2 separate regions of the Mus musculus genome follow, and region 2 is linked to region 1. The links are chromatin loops, found by intact Hi-C in ENCODE. Cell type or tissue: heart. All regions are shown on one strand. Each heading gives the region's core, and the rest is flanking DNA. Links, peaks and the distances in the headings are about the cores only.

The links. Hi-C counts contacts between places; a loop is a spot of excess contacts. Peaks named below come from ENCODE experiments on the same cell type or tissue, not always from the same donor. Only the 100,000 strongest peaks of a DNase experiment are listed, where the experiment ranks them.
Region 2: it touches region 1 in a loop (2.2-fold over the local background); 2 of 42 quality-filtered maps call a loop at or near these places.

The regions. Positions count from the first base shown.
Region 1 is chr8:121,309,133-121,317,460 of GRCm38, forward strand. No RefSeq gene overlaps it. Among named protein-coding and RNA genes, the nearest start is that of Gm33823, 49 kb to the left of the region's middle. In heart, for the core only: CTCF peaks have their summits at 2,513 and 4,533 (motif pointing left); a DNase peak (open chromatin) is centred at 1,989; H3K4me3 peaks cover 766 bases; H3K27ac peaks cover 6,711 bases.
Region 2 is chr8:121,389,727-121,398,054 of GRCm38, forward strand. No RefSeq gene overlaps it. Among named protein-coding and RNA genes, the nearest start is that of Gm26747, 25 kb to the right of the region's middle. In heart, for the core only: CTCF peaks have their summits at 1,050 and 3,625 (motif pointing left); DNase peaks (open chromatin) are centred at 3,595 and 5,745; H3K4me3 peaks cover 855 bases; H3K27ac peaks cover 3,849 bases; H3K27me3 peaks cover 3,613 bases.

The DNA.
Region 1 (8,328 bases), core at 245-8,244:
CCCTGCCACTCAGATATGCTTTGTTGTCCATGGACACTGGCTGGTGTGTGCCACACCAGGGGCACAGCTGCGAGTAGCATGAGCCATGCTCAGAAAGCAAGGCGGCACGCCCTCCAGCTCACTTGGGCACTTGGGCATTCAGGTTTCCCAGGGTGGTGCTTTGGGGGAGAGGACAGAGGTTTCCTTTGAGTTCTTCCTCTTACCCCTTCCATTTCCCTTTTCCCTTTTCCCTCCCCCTCCCTCTTTCTTCCTCCTCCTCCTCCTCCTCCTCCTCCTCCTCCTCCTCCTCCTCCTCCTCCTCCTCCTCTTCTTCTTCTTCTTCTTCTTCTTCTTCTTCTTCTTCTTCTTCTTCTTCCCTTTCCCCTTCTTCTTCCCCTTCCCCTACCCCTTCCTCCTCTCCCTCCCCCTCCTCCCCCTCCTCCTTCTCCTCCTCTTCCTCCTCCTCTTCTTCTTTGTCTTCTTCTTCCCCTTCTTCCTCTTCCTCCTCTTTTCCTTCTCCTCCCCTCCTCCTCCTCCCCCTCTTCCTCCCCCCTCCTCCTCTTCCTTGAACTCTTCCCCCTCCTCCCCTCCCTCTACTCCCCCTCCTTCCCTCTTCCTCCTCCTCCTCCTCCTCTTCTTCTTCCCCTTCATCTTCTTCTTCTTCCCCTTCTTCCTTTTCCTCCTCCTCCTCCCACTCCTCTTCCTCCCCCTCCTCCTCCTTTTTCTCCTTCTCTTCACTGGGCTGAGCTCGTATTGTGCACTTACTGCATGCCTCTCTACACAGGTTTCCTACAGCATCTTGCCCTGCCCTCCCAGCAGACTGGGGCTAGGACTAGGTCCTATTGTCATCTCAGCTCTGGGCTCATGGCCTTGCTAGAGACCATGGCCACTGTTAAGTGCCAGAGAGGGGGTTCTGAGTTCCTTGGATTAGCTGACGATGAACTGGAATCCCTGAGCATCAAGTGGGCACCTACTGCATACTGAGCTCATAGGCTGTTGAAGGTTGCTGGAGAAAGTCGTTGAGTTTGGGTGGGTTGGTGCATGTATTGAGTGGAGAAGGTTCAGACGGCTGTGGAGACAGACCTGTTCGGCAGCCTGGGTTTCCACTTGGAGGCTAGGAGGTACATGGGTATTCTCTACCCTGGCCTTGCCCCATGAGGACACTGCCTGACATCGCAGCTTTAGATGCCATGGGAAACACTTGACCCTGTAATATCAGTGGCTGTGGCTGCCATCAACCATTCCTGAGGCAGCCACCTTGGTCTTCTGCAGCAACTGGTGTGATCCTCCAGCCTGGATCCTTCTCAACAAAAAGTAGCTTTTGGAGGAGTCACCTACTAGGCCCCTCTGCAGCCTGTCACACATCTCTGGGTTTCAGCATCCTGGAACAGGCTCTCAGGCTGAAGAGGGGTAGAGCTCACTCACCAAACACACCAAAAATGCCATTGTGTATAAGACAAGATTATTGGATGCACATGCTCGGGGGTGGCCCAAGACAGTGCTCATGGCGTTACAGGTACTTCCAGTTGCCTGGTGGGGACCCCTCCCTGGACCCTGGGGCACACACACACACACACACACACACACACACACACGCTTCCTAGCCTCCCTGGAAGCTTCCAGATCAGGCCAACCTCTCCTTTTAAGAGGTTCCAAATGGTCCCCACATTGTGTCTTTATTTCCTGAGACGAAGGTAATTTGGGTGTCATGAGGCCTTTGTAGAGATGTCAAAAGAACAGTTCACGGGGAGAAAAACCTCCGTTTTTACCCCGATGTGGCTTCCACCGTGGAGATAAAAGAGCCAGGAGGAGGAAGGCTGCAAGACAGATAATTCACAGACTGTCAGAGCTGCTTGAATTTCATCCCCACAGGCAGAGCCGGGGTGAGCCCAGGGTCTTTCTCCAGGAGAGCACGCCCATGCCCCCAAGTCCTGAAGCGATAATCCCGCCGCGGGGCCCGGACAGGGTTGGACATTTTGTCCCCGCTGTCAGCGTCACAAGCTCCGGAGCAGATGGAGTGGTGTTGGCAGTCGTAAACCACTCCCGCCCCACCAGGGACAAATAGGTTAGCGGGAGGAATTGGCGCCGTGCATGTCATAAAACCCTCCAGGCCTGTCATGTTCCGATAAATCTTGATTTTTGTAACAGAGCAGCAGAGAGCTTCCCAGCCTTGGGTTTCACAGGTGAGCCATGGACTGATGGATCGTTTGGGAGCCAAAGGGGGGAATGCAGGGGCCAGTGAGGAGGACAGAGGAAACTTTACACGCCGCCCTGCCCCCACCAGACTCCCTCGGCCCCAGGCAGAAATCCCAGCCTGCAAGAGGATCCCATGCCTTTTCTCTCATCTCTGTGGCAGGGTGACCAGCCTCGCCTCCATCCCTGGACCCTCTCCAAGGCAGATAAACAGTAAGAGCTTAATAATTGCCAGCAGAATGGGGGTTTTGGAAAGGGAATCTGCCAGTTTCAACACGTAGAGCCCTGTGTACCTGTTGTTAATCCACCTGGCCAGAGTGGGCGCCATTGAGCCACTAGACCACCAGCGGGAGGGCACTTAATCTCACACAGGTGCCCCTCCTGTGGGCTGGCCTGTGAGAAAGCACTTGAAATAAAGACCCAAACTTGGAGGTTCCCCAGGGGTCACGAGAGCAGAAGCAGCAGGTGAGAGAAGGTAGGCAGAGGGTGGACCTGAACACAGGGGAATGCAGAGCTACTGGAGACAAGGCCAAGGGGACAGATTAAAGGGACTTAGGGCTTGGCACAGTCAGGATGAATAAGTGTGGGCATGAGAAGTGGATTCGATGGAGAAGGGAGTGCTGAGGTCATTCAGGGTCAGAACCAGCCAGTGTGCCACCAGAGGCTGCAGAGGGTATAGCTGGTGTTCACAGGCCTTCCTCGGGCAACAGATGGGATGGCCGGCTTCCTAGGCACAGAAAGTATAGACTGCAGTTAGCCTGGCCTCAGCAGACCCCCACAAGGGGTAGGTGGGATTCTCTCAGAGAAAACCTTGGGGTCTCTAACATAGAAACAACCAGTTGGCAGCTTCTGAACTTTGAACTTTGTCTTGATGTTGGGGTGACAGTGGGTCTTGTTACCTGTCACCCTCACCCCCATGGCTGGTTCAGATTCTGAGGCTCAGAACCCTGTGGTTTAGGGATATAGGAAAGGTCTCCCCATTATGTCATGTAGGGGAGTTCCAGGTCACATCTCTGTGTCAGGGTCCTCCCCCCATTGCTCTTTCATGTTCCCAAGCATTTAGAAGTGAGGAGTGACAGCTGATATAGCCCAGTACTCAGGAGGCTGAGGCAGGGTTGAGGCCAACCTAACTAAGCTTGTTCTCACAATAGAGAGTGGAGCCAGAGGCCAGTGGTGGATGGAGACCAGCAGGGAGAGGCACTTACCAGCAAGCCTGACAACCTAAGTTCAATCCGTTGGGACCCATATGATGGGAAGAGAAAACTTACTTTTGCAACCATGATGTGTGTACATGCACACACACACTCACACGTGCATGCACACACACATACACACGTGCATGCACACATGCATGCACACACATGCACACACACATGCATACTTGCATGCACACATATGCGCACACACGGAGAAGGCTGTGGAAAGTAAGTGTGACCCGGGCTCAGCTCTGAGCCACGTGGCTCAGAACCTTCTGCCCCCCCCCCCCCCGCGCCATGTTTTCTTTCCTGTAAAAGAGCGACAAGCCATGTATCCCTTGAAGAACTTTGAGATGATTCACTGAGACATGGGAGTCAATTTTCAAATAAATACCAAGAAAGAATGGAGAAAGCATTGACCAGCATGACTTCAGCAGGACGTGGCACTCGCCAGCCTCTCTACCCTGTGACACAGGCCCTTTCCGGAGGGTTCAGGCAGGTGCAGGCCCAGGGTTCTCAGACAGGCTAGAGTCCCAAAGTAGATAACCAGAGGGCCCTATTCACCGTTAGTCTGTGCTGCTAGGACTCAGGCTGGCAGATGGTGGCTCCAGGCTGTGAGACGCAAGAGCTCCAAGCCCACCCATGTTTGCACATCTACGCATCATGAACCTCCCTGTATACTGTGCAGAAACTGAGAACAGTGCTCCACCAGGGGCCAGGGCACACTCCTAGACTCACCTGCAGACAGGAGCCAGAGCTGGGGAGAGAAAGCTGTTAGCCAGAAATGGCTGCCACCCCTTTTAGGCTGAAAAGTAAGCAAGGTGTCCTGTGCTGAGACATGCTGGTGTAATGTTGAAGGGGCAGGCTGTGGGTGAATTTCTTGGTTTCCTTGTTTATCAAGTGAGAACAAGCGGTTCCCTGGCACAGCGTGGCAGGATTTAGGGTTACTGTGCCCAACCTCCTGGCCATATGATGGTCAGGGACATGGTCTCTCATGCAGCTGCCCCATGTCCCCTCCCACCACTGGATCTGCTCAGGCAGGATTTGATCCCATTTCTCGGACAGGCCTGCAGAGGTCTGCACTTTGCCTGACTCTTAGGGTCAGTCTACCAAGAGCCATGCCTATTCCTCCCCCTGCTGCCTCCTGCTGGTCTGAACTGGAAGCTGGAAACCTCCCGGACTGAATTTGGCTCCCAGGGGTCCCCACAGGACACATGGCCGCCATTTGTTGGCATCACCACCAGCATCCTTGGCGTCAAGAACAAATGTCACTTCCCACCTGCACACCATCTGGGCAGCACCCTGTGTCGGCGGGCAGTTCAGATCTCACCCTGAGCAGAGAGGAGAGGCCCTTTGTCACTTGCCCTGACTGTCCCTCAAGCCACCATCCCTCTCATTGAAATTGTGAAAAGCTCTTTAAGGCCCTGGTCTGCAAAGATACCAGAAGCTCAGAGGTCAGAAACCTGAGCTTGGTGCTAAAGAGACACAACCCTCCTGGGAGCAGAGGGGGCCCCTTAATGGCTTCGGCAGATGTGCAGACCAAGGGGCCCCCTGCCCACCTGCAGATAACCCCTGACCCTGCCCCTCCCACTGGGCCAGCCAGAAAGTCCCAGCCATGGGGAGGGCACTAAGTGCCCGTGCCCTCCCCAGGCCTCCCACTGTCAAACTTCTTAAAAGATCCTTCAGAATGGTGCCTCTGCTCAGAGCTGGCCAAGGCCATCCATCTCTGCCTAAGGCCGTGGAGTCTCTGTGATGCAATCCCACAGGGCTGAGCGCTGTGTCCTGATCAGCTCCCTTGAGACGAGCATCAATGTCCCATTCTCAGCTCTATTTATAAATGGGCCCCAGCCTCCTCTGGCTGCACTTATGGTAGTGCAGGAGCAGAGAGATCTATGGTTGCAGAACAGCAGCCTTTAGGGAGCGTGTGAGCCTGTGCACACATGCATAAGATGCATGCATCCTGTGTAGGGCTTATAGTATAGGGCTTATATCATTTAAGGGCCTTTATCATTTCCTGCTGCTCCCTTTGACAAGGATTTCATGTTGGATATAGAGGGTGCACTGTTCTTTTTCATGGCTGCATACTAACCCCAGCTTGGTTAGTTTATCGTCTGGCTATCTAACTGTCACACAGCCCATCATTTAAACACAGCTTTTCCTGTGGACTTGAGTAGCAGCAGCATCCCTTGCTGTGGTTCTATAGGACGGGAGTCCAGTCCCTTCCCTGGAGTCTGGTCCCATTAAACCCCATTCACTGCTGAGAGAACCTCAGGCCATCCTAGTTGCCTCTGCTGCCTGCTGTGTATGTTGACTCCCATGTCTGTGGAGAGTGCTCAGCCAGGGTTCAGCAGACCTCACTGAATCTCAGAAAAGTACAGCCCTGCCTGATGGCAGAGGCAGGAGGGGCCCAGCAGTGACCATGGTATCTGGCATCTCGACCCCCTTTCTCAGCTGTGTAACCATGGAGCCTGACAGAACAGATACAGTGGCTTCAAGACACAAGCTGTGTCATTCAGAACGGCAGACTGTGGAGAGTTATTCTGAGCTCTGAGCTCCACCCTACCTGTGTTCTGACTCTAACCCAGCTCCTCACAAACAAGGCTACTCATGTGTGTGCACATGTGTGCATGTCAGTATACTTGTGTGTATTGGTGTGGCTGTGGATGTTGAGGTGTGTACCACTTCAGAGGCATATCATCTACTTTTTTTTTTTTTTTTTGAGACAGGGCCTCTCATTATCCTGGAAGGCACAGCACTTCACTCCTGAGCCGTCTCTCCAACCAAGTTACAGGATTCCATCTATGACGGAATGCCGTGTGTGCGGCGCTGGACATGACATAGGGTGTTGGGCTCTCGGGCAGGCCCTCTTGACTTCTGTCGTTGCTGGCTGTGGAGGTGTGACTATGGACACCTTCTGCCTTCCTATGGGAACATTCCCCCACCAGATCACAGTCCACCAGCACACACCACCAGGTCTCAGAGACTGAAGGTAGCTGATCAAGACACAGGTTGGGCTTTTCCTGTGCTCTCCACCTGAGTCCTGGGTTACACACAGCCCCTGCATGCTGTGGGCTTTACCTGGAGACAGGAAGCTTTGGCCTCTTCTCCTGCTCTAGCTCCAAGATTCAGGATCAGCCAGCGTGCCTACAGGTCAATGGAACTAGCTATTCTTTCCAGAAACAAAACGCTGAACAGAGTCCCACAAGCCTGAGGCAGTCCCAGATAAGGCTTGCTCACTCTGGCTTTTTCCTGCAGGACTTGTGGAAATAGCTAGGTCTGTTTGACATCAACTGGGTCCTCCCAGCCCACCCCCCATGGCCTTCCAGTGACCTTTGGCTACAGGAGGGAAAAAATCGTCACTTTTCCCTAACCCATTGGTCTCTCTGAAATGACAGTGACAGAGGCCAGTGTGACCTTTCCAGAAAGGCCTCTGGGATTTAGGAAAGGATCCACACCCAGCTGAGGCCAAGAGTCCCCAGCAGCCACTCTTCAGATAATGGTGAGGCCTCCTCCAGAGGGGCTTCTCCCAGGACTGGAGCAGTGGGCAAGCAGGAAGGCAGGGCGAGGCCCACAGGACACACGGAAGAGGAGGAAATGGCCAGCCGAGTCTAGACGCGTTATCTCGGCCCGCGGGCACTGGCCCACACTCGTCCATCGGCCCGGAATGGACTTCCTGCCTCAGATTTACGCCAGTGACTTCACCCCCTTGCTATCTCGACAGCCCACTGCCCGCTCAGCTCTCAGGAATTAGGGGCCTGATAACAAGTCTAGACAGCTTCGAAGTTGGAGATGGATCGCTCTCCGGGGCAGGGGGATAGCCAGCAGCGAGCTCTAGGGATGGGAAGGCCAAAGTACTGGCCAGCACTCAGCACAAGGCTGGTGGGAGTCTGGGTGCTCTTGTTTCCTCCCTGGCCTCACCCCCTGGGGGGCGTGGCAAGGCAGCCACAAGACTCAGTTCTGTGAGTGGTACACACGCCATCTCTTTTCCACATGGTAAGGCGACACCCTGATACCTAGGCCAGGAGAGGCCACAGTCTGAAGATGAGGGGTGTCCAGACGACTATAAACCAGTCAGGGGACAAAGCTTAGGGTAGATGCACATAATCACCTTGCCAAAGTCCTTCCAACACAATACCGAGTGTCATGGAGACACCTTCATTGGTGTCCTGCCTTGGGACCTGAGGACACACCTACCAGTTGGCCCCTGGCTCTCATCCAGCCATCTCCTGGGTGATATCCCAGCCCCCTCTGCCCCTTCCATCCCTGCTACAGAATGAATTGTGACCCACAACTCACATGAGGCTGTTCAACTTGTCAGGACCTCAGCTGTGACATCCTTTGGAAATGAGGTCCCTGGGAAATCAAGTTGTTAAGCAGGTGTCCCGCTGGAGCAGGCTGCCACCTACCAAGACAGCAGGACCCCGTGAGAAACTCTGCTCACAGAAGGACCCATAGGTGTCCCCAGTGGTTCATCCAGGACAGAGGCAGCACAGGGTGTAGACCAGTGTCCCATGCTGTAAGGCTGAAAACTGTAGAGGGCACTGAATATCCTCTGAGAACCGAAGGGGCGATGCGCAGCCTCCCGGGGCTACCCACCAAGGCCAATCTCACCAACAGGTCCTACACTGATCTGTTTCCTCAATGGCTTTTCCACCTGTAACCTCCTCCTGAGTCATCCCCAATCAAGCCACCTGCACACAAACGCTGACTCTATCCGTGGTAGGGAGGAGGTGTCCAAACCAGACAGTATAGGGAGGAAGACGGGAGATGCTATGGCTGTGCTGAGCAAGGCTCCACACTAAGATCTCAGCTTTCTTAGAGCGATGACGGGTGCCGCACCAAAAGTAGCCCCAAAGGCAAGCCACTCCACCTGACTACACACGCAAGTGTGGCTGTGAGGCAAGGGTTGAGTGAATGAGGCATGATGCGGTGTGATTGACACTCAGTGTGTTTGAGGTGT
Region 2 (8,328 bases), core at 259-8,258, 81 kb after region 1:
GCGATTGCTTGACTCCCTCCTCCTACAAGCCATAGAAAAGCAGGACCCAGCAAGTCTGAGAAACGCCCCGGGAACACCCAGCTAGGTGGCATCTGAGAGGTGGGGCAGATAGTTCTTCAGTGCTTCTTCCAGAGATCAGGGGCCATAGCAAGACCTTTACTGGGTGCGCCCTGCCAACCAGGCCCTTTTGACCCAAGTGCAAAGCTCTAGAAAGCAAAATGTAAACTGAAGTTTATGCAGAAGAAAACAGCCAAAGGGCTAAACATGCAAGAAACTCACTAAACAAGAAACGGAACCCAACATGAACCCAAAGCCACTCTCTCTGGCACCTTCGCTCCCTACACAGCCTGGCTCTGCTTCCAAGTTCATCCACTCAGCTGGTCACCCCATAAAATGCTACCTAGTGAAGCCTGTTAAGAACGTGTGGGCTAGGGGGTGGGGGTCTAGCTCAGCCGATAGGGTGCTTGTCTACCATGCAGGAACCCCTAGGTTCCATCCCCTGGTATCTGCCATCCCCACCCTCAGGAAGTAGAAACAGGAAGATCAGAACTTCAAGGTCATCCTCAGCTACATCGAGAGTTCAAGGCTAGCCTGGGCTACATGAGATTCTTTCTCAAAAAGGGAAGTTTAAAAAGTATTTTAAAAGTACTGTCCTGAACCCAAGCTACCAGTTCTCCCTGGCTTAGCCCTCAGGGCGTGTTAAGTTTCTTTAAGTGTCCAGAGAGGTTATTGGCATTGTTCTCCATCTTGACTCATTGGGAGACGCCACCAGGTGAGTTTGGAACGACCACTGGTTTGCCTTCAGTGTGGTGGAGTTTGCAGAGTGGCTGCAAGCATGGCTGGGGGGTTCCAGAAAGCCTGGGGCGTTTATGCACCACAGGCCTGGGCTCCAGTTAAGGGAGAGTCGGCTACCAATGTTGTACAAACACGAAAGCGAGGTCCAGGACACCGAGTGGGCAAGGGGATGAAGGGAGAGCATCATACAGAACAGCAGCAGGGAGATGGGTGAGATGCAGGAAGCCTTCCTCCACACTGTGGAACCACTGCCCCTACCGGCCAAGTTATATCCCCAGACAGAGCCACGGCGGCAGGAGAGATCTGAACTACCCTGCTCCTGAAGGGCATGCAGCTAGCTGGGAAGGGCTTTGCCTCCCAAGGCTCACTCTCCTGAAGTGCAGAAGAGTTTGCACAAGAGCCTGGCGGGTTTGATCTGTGAAGCTCGTTTGCACAAAGGAACGTGGAGACTTCCTCCTCACACCCAGTTCAGACGTGTTAGCTGATCCCTAAATGTCAATCCAGGGTTTCCTGTCTCCTTCCAAAAGAACCACACGATGGTAGGCAGGGATATGCAGAGGGGCAAGGTGAGACTCCTGGGATCCTTCAGGACCAACTTCCCCTGAAGCAACAGAGGTGGGGGTCCTGGGGTGAAGGCTGCATACCTCCAGAGTCTCCTGGTCTGAGGGTCTGCGTTTCTTTTTACCTTTTAACTAAAACACGGCACCAAAGATGGGCCCTGATTGCCTTCAGCTGTCAGGGAGGACCAGAGAGCATCTCCCCACCTTTATGCCTAGAGATCAATCATGCCTTTCTCGGAAAACAAAAATTGAGAAGTTTACAAACATAAGATGCAGTCTCTGAACCAGCACGCTATTGCTGACGCTATTGGTGACAGATGCAGCTGATGCCTGCCAGCGACTCGGGCCTCCCAAGATGCTTAGTCACTCCCACATGTAGAGGGGGAACTGAGTCTGCATTCTCCCCTTCACCGGGAGGAAAAAAAAATCTCCAAAGGGGTGGGGTGGCCGCACCAACCGTGAAAACCCACCAACTTGCCAGGCAAAGGGAAGTGGCCAGGCACAGCCGGGCAGGCTGGGGAGTTCTCTATTTAACACTCCCCCCCCCCCTACTCCCCTCCAGCCAGGAGTTCTGCACATCAACCCTGAAAGTCCTGCTTTGCTTGGTCCCTGAAAGCTAAAATATTTTCAATTAAATGAGAAAATGTTTGCTGCTGAATGGCCTATTACAGCTGTCACCATCCTGATTTCTAGAAATAAACAAGACTTCGAGAAGGCCGGCCTGGGCAGAAATGCAAGTTAACACTAATTGGTGGGTAATTAAATTATCCCCTAAGCCAACGTGCCAGGTGACCGGCTCTTTCTGTGCGTCAGCCCTCGCTCTGATAACAGCTCCTCCGTGCGACAGCGGAAATGTGAATGGCTCTTGCCAGAGCTGCCCCCTTTTATTCTCTAGAGCTTTCTACATATCAAATAGCTAAGAAGCCAACACACACGGGGGTTGGTTCACATTTTCTCCGGATCATCTTACAGAAGCTTGCTCCATACAAACAGGGCCCAACACACAAAGTTTATTTTCTAATGTGTTAGTATCTTGCACAAGAAAAATAGCGCTAAGTTACAGGAAGATTTATTTACATGGTAACTGTTCGCTGGTGTCTGCCGCTCAACTCAGAATGACTTTCTCCCAAAGGGCAGAATCTTTAAACCAGAACAGAATTTATTTAAACAGCTGGTGGTTTCTTTCTTTCTTTCTTTCTTTCTTTCTTTCTTTCTTTCTTTCTTTCTTTCTTTCTTTCTTTTCTTCTTTCTTTTTTTTTTGCACAATCATTTTATTAATACATGAACCCTTGCTGTGAACGGAAGGTAACTAACTCGTACAATTTGTAAACACATACAAGCATAAAAGCTGGTGTGTCAATCAATTAAAACTTCAAGAAACGATATGAGATTAATTGCTACCAGACCAGATGAAGTCACGCTTCTCCCTCCGCCGTTCTGTCTTTACCGTCGAGTGTGGAGCCCAGAGAAGCCTCCTCTCGCTCATCCCCAAGAAGAAAGAGCCCCATTCTCAGAGAAGGAAATAAATCTTTTTGCTGCTTTTGTGGAATCCCAGATTGTCTGAGATATTTTGCCGACACTCAGGCTGCCTTCTAGATTAGAAACAGCTCAGCTAATGGTTGCCTAAAAGAAATTAATGAGCCATGCTGTCCATCAAGGTCATCTGAAAATGTCTGTAGATTAAACACTCAGTGCGACAAATCACGGGACCACATTCTTAGGGAGACGGGTAGAAAAATGTTCACTTGAGGAAGAAGGTGAAAAATTCTTCCTGACCAGGAGACAGTGACAGGAGAGAGCTAAAGCCAAGAGCAGCCAGTGTCTGACAGGTGCCAATGGGAAGACACAGGGAGTAGCTCCGGCCCAGACTCTCCCCGCCATCCTCCGAGACTAGGTGCCCATCGTGACTGACACCTGTCAATTCAACTCTGCGGGCACTCGGTCTCCGTGGTGACCATGAGGGCAGAGAGTGTGTGGTCAGGCACCTTAATTCTGAGATATTAAGTGTCTCCTAAGTGCCCCACACCTCTCTCTCTCTACCCCCTAGGTCCTTTCCTAAGGATCGGACATTTGGTGACAGACATTTGGCCTAACTACTTTAAATAGTCTTTGATAGGTGGCACCTTGCAGAGGCCTCATAGAGGAGTCTCCTCTTTCCGTGGAAGTTCGCAGAGATGGGCTTGTGGCAGACCTCACTGTCCTGCCCTCCCCACCCCCACTCCACCCTCCTATCTCTAGAAGTCACAGCACCATCTACTGGGCAGCAGCCAGACGTCCCCAAGAAGGTTGCTTTCTGTTCAAGGGTCCAGAGTGAAGAAAGGAATATGGATTGGTGGGAATCACAGAGAAACGGTCGCCTGCCTCTCTGTATTGGCACGCTGATCTATCCCCCGTCGACCTACCTTTAATATATATATATATATGCTTTTTTTTTTTATCATTTAAGAGTTTTGTGTTAACAGAGAATTTCTGAGGTAAAAGTTATCTTCCCTTCCATTTACCCCTCTGTATACCTCCTGAGGTTACGGGTGTGAGACACTCACATACACACAAGCACACCAAACACACACATATTCAATGCACACATGCAGTCTCTCCCACGCACATGTGCACACACACATGCACACATACATATGCACATGCACAAATACACAATACACACACTTCCGATTTAGGTAAAGTGCTTTAAAAACAAATATTTGGGGTGTGTGTGTGTGTGTGTGTGTGTGTGAGCGTACACACATGCACGCATGTATGAATGTGTGCCCGTGGAGGTAGAGGCACTGGATCACCTGAAACTGGAGCTACAGAGAGTATGAGCCACCCTATGTGAATGCTGGGAACCGGCTTGGGTCCCCTGGAAGAGCAGCAAGCACTCTTTAAGGCTCGGCTGTCTCCCCAAGTCCCCAGTGGAGTTCTCTAATCCTTCCTGGACCCCACGGGTTTCCAGAACACAAAGCACAAGACAGGAGTAACCCAAATATTATTCCAATTTTTTTCCAGGCACTTAAGCAAAATAACTTTCTCTCTTTTTTTCTTACATTTATGTAGCTTTTGTTATAAATACAATCACAGTCCAAGCCCACATCTGCCTAGTGTCGGTCTCTGGATTTTCCTATGCAAATAGCCAGCCACCCTTCTTCCTTGTGTCCGCTCGTTCTGCAGTTCAAATATTGCTTTCTCTTTGTAACGAAAGGCAAAGCACTCCCGTTACCAGAGCGCCTGCCTTACATGTGTGTTTCTATATAAAGATAGAATTTCCCGTGGCCAAGAACATTCATTTTTGTTTTCTTTACATTTTTTCCGTGTTTTAAGACATTGGGAAGATTTTTTTTTAATTGGCAACTTAGGTTTACAAATTAAAATTACAATCAAATTTATTTTGTATCACACTTCAACCATTCTAAAAGAGGAACATTTTAACTGGGTCTTGTTTCTCATTATTATACATCATAAAAAAAAATAATAAGTGATCCTGGACCCCAAAGCCGGGCTTGCTATCATGTTACAGTGACAGGCTGTCTCGTTTCGGGCGTGTGGAGAGACCAGAGTATTTACTTTCTGTAACTTAATTTCTCACTCAATAGAGTTTGAAAGCTCTGGATATTATAAAGGCAAACTCATTTTCTGCCGGAATAAAATGAGAAAATGAAAATTTTGAAATTCATTTTATTTGGTAAATTCAGTAGGGACTCCCCATGAACCCCTGAGATAAAACAGCCCACCCTGTTTACTTTCCCCTTCTTTTAGAGCCTTAAAATGAAAATGGAAGTCCCTCCCTCCCCTTCCTATGTGATGTTTGTGTAGAAATTCTAGAATCTCCTTCCTAAATGGGGAGAGCAGAGCTCAGGCTGCCTGCACTGGCCCAGGAGAGCCAGGAGGCTGGGGAGAGTCACCCCAGAGCTGAAGCGGGGCTCAGGAGCTCGGGGCTGGAGGGAACAGAGGGAAAACTCACGGTTCTGGGTCCACTTCCCAGCCTGATCCTTATTCCAAAAGGAAACGAGACTGATTTGTGTCGAAACAGAAATGAGCATCAGGAAACGGGCAGTGCCGATAACCAAACAATCGATTGTAGAAACACAACAAATTAAAAAAAAAAAAAATCGGGTTTTTTTCCATAATGGAAAAGCGAGTGAGGAGGGGGAAGGCGGCAGGGCACGTTTTAACTTTTTCCAGGGCCTGCACTGGTCCCAGGTCAGTCTAAGTAAGAGCTTGGGGTATTAGCCTGTGTATCCATGTAATACGAAGGCTGCTTTGACTGGCTGCTGTGGATCAGGCTGATCGAAACCTCCAAATTCCCTGCGTGAGACGGCCATCGACTCTGCTGCAGATCTGCGGTCCCTGCCTTAAACTCAGCGGCCCGAGCCCCTGGGGATCTCCCTGGATGACAGGAAATGGGGACATGTTAAGGACATTTCATCGGCATTTGCCTCCAAGCTGGGGAGCCAGGATGGACATTTCATGATTGGTCCCACCACGAAGATAGATGGGGTGAGAGAGACAGGGTGTTCTGAGCATGTGGTCGGCATCCTGTGGCCTGGAGAACAGAGAGACTTCACCCTGAATTCCCATGAAAGGAATAAAAACAAAGAGTTTGCATTTTGCAGTGGGGCCATGTTTCAAATTCATTAAAGGGTGGTCCTCCACAGCTGGGGTGTCTCGGAAAAGGATGGCCATAGTTTCTTGTTTATGGTGTGGGGATGTGCATGGGTGCCGGTGTCTGTGTACATGTATGTGTGTGACTGGGGTATGAGTGTGCATATACACATATGGCATACCTATGTGTGTGTATGTTAAGGGGATGCATGCATGTTTGTGTCTGTGGTCTGTGTATGTATGTTTATGTATGTATGTGTATGTGTTTATATGTTCATGTGTTTGTGCATGTCATATGTATACACGTGTGTGATGTGTGTGTGTGTGTGTATGCATGTGTGTTTTCTTCCCGAGATCAAAAGGATAAAGAACTCGTTCCTCCAGCCAACTAAACACTGGCGTGCAGAAACGCAGAGCCTGTGTTTAACAGTGTCCTGCAGGAACCCGTCTTGAATTTTTTCAAGTCCTCTCTTTGATCAAAAGCCGGCAGAAAATTCCATTTCTTCTCGTTCTGTTGCATTTAACACGGACTAACACAGGGTGAGTTTAAACAAACAGCCGGCTGGAGCATGAATACGCCTTTCAGTCTGTGGAGCTTGAGGTGGGCTGGATCCAGGGGAGGGGTGGCAGGCAGGGGATTAGCTGGAGGGGAGAAAAGCTCACGAGTTTAGGAGGCAGCAGCTAAGACTGTCCAAAGCCCCTGCAAGGAGACCTAAAGCTGTCTCCACACCCGGAGCCCGAGCCGCACCAAGAGGCCGCACTGTTGAAATTCTTCTGCCTGGAAGATAAATGGCCTACTTTACTCTCAAGTGTCAAGTAGAGAAAACAAAACAAAACAAAAATCCCTTCCAAGTGGATTTTCGGAGGATAATCCGCCATCAGCCCGAGCGAGCGCAGCAAGAGGGAGCCTGGAAAGAAGGGGAACCGGAGGGACTTCCAACTCCAGCACCCAAGGGTGGGATGCAGGGAGCCGAGAAAGGCCAAGGCCAGGCTCTGGTACCTTTGAGGTGCGGCCTGAGGCTGGCTGCCCCTGACAACAAGGCACCCCTGTTAGCTTTCTCAGGTCTAGACTCCAACAACTCAGACATGCCCCGAGCACTCTGGCCAATGAGGCCCTCCAGGGTGTCACAGCCGTCCAACACACTTCGGCATATAGGCTTGGGACTGCTGTGGGTGATAAGGGTGGGATTTGGGGTGTTTCTGAGTCCAGCTACCCCAGTAAAGAGCTAGCTCAGTGAGATTTCCTATGTCATTGTCTCTGCTGCTGGCTACCTTTCACGCTGATGCTTCCGTTTGAAGAAGGCCATTGCCAGCCCAGGCCATGACAAGCTTCCTTGACTGCTGAGGTCTGAAATCTCCCTCAACTGTCACATCCTGCAGAAGAAGACAGTTGTCCTATCAGATGTCCATCAAAAGAAGTCCCCCCGGATCTCAGCCCAGCCAAGGCTGAGTCCAGTGGCCAGGTAGGTGGATAAGAGCAAAGAACCTTACAGGAGTCCTGTCCAACTCCTCCTTATCCTTCTCCTGACTGTGTGCAACCCTCAGAACTCAGGATGAGCATTGGGAGAAAGAGGGATGAAAATGGTCACCCTGAGCGGCTAGAGGCTGGAGTAGCTTATTAGCAACCACCCGGGCATGGCCTCAGGGAGGGCAGGTAATAATGGAGAGGCATTTTGTGGAGATTTGAGCCAGGGGAGATGAACCAGGGCAGTAATTACAAGCTGACAAGATTGAATTACCATGCGGAGGAGGCTCTGAGAGCCATCCAGCCGGTAAATGTCCCTCTAGCCCTTGGTACAGTCTGGCTTTCAACTGTGTTGGAGCAGGCTTAGTTCAAGCCTCGGGAAATGATGCGTCTTTAAGGTGAGAAAGGAACAGGGTAGAGCCTGGTCGGTCGCTATGCCTGGAACACACCAAACACACACTGCCCCCCCCCACCACCACCACCACAGGCTTTTTCTGAAGAAGCGGAAAACAAACCTTAGCTGTCACAAAGCACGGGCAAAAGAATTCAGAGATCTGATGTTCGTGGATGTGTGCACACAAACAATGCTTTGTTTAAATTTTATTTATTTTAAACAGCACCTTTGGTTCTTCTAGCCAAACAAACCCCCTCTTTCAAACTATCACCCTGACTCCCACAGAGCTGCCCCTCACGAATGTAAACAGGAGAGCTTCCCACCAGCCTCTTGATGGAATGTTCTGAAACGCCAGCAGCCACGCTTTCATTTTACGGCAGCCATGGCTTCGTGGCATAGTGTGTGGGTTCGGGACAAGTGAGCAGAGGAGCCTTATATAAATTATAAGTGACACTGGGGCTGCCCAGCAGGCAAAAACCAGAGGTGCAACCCAGAGGCCTCACCTTTATGAGGCCCAG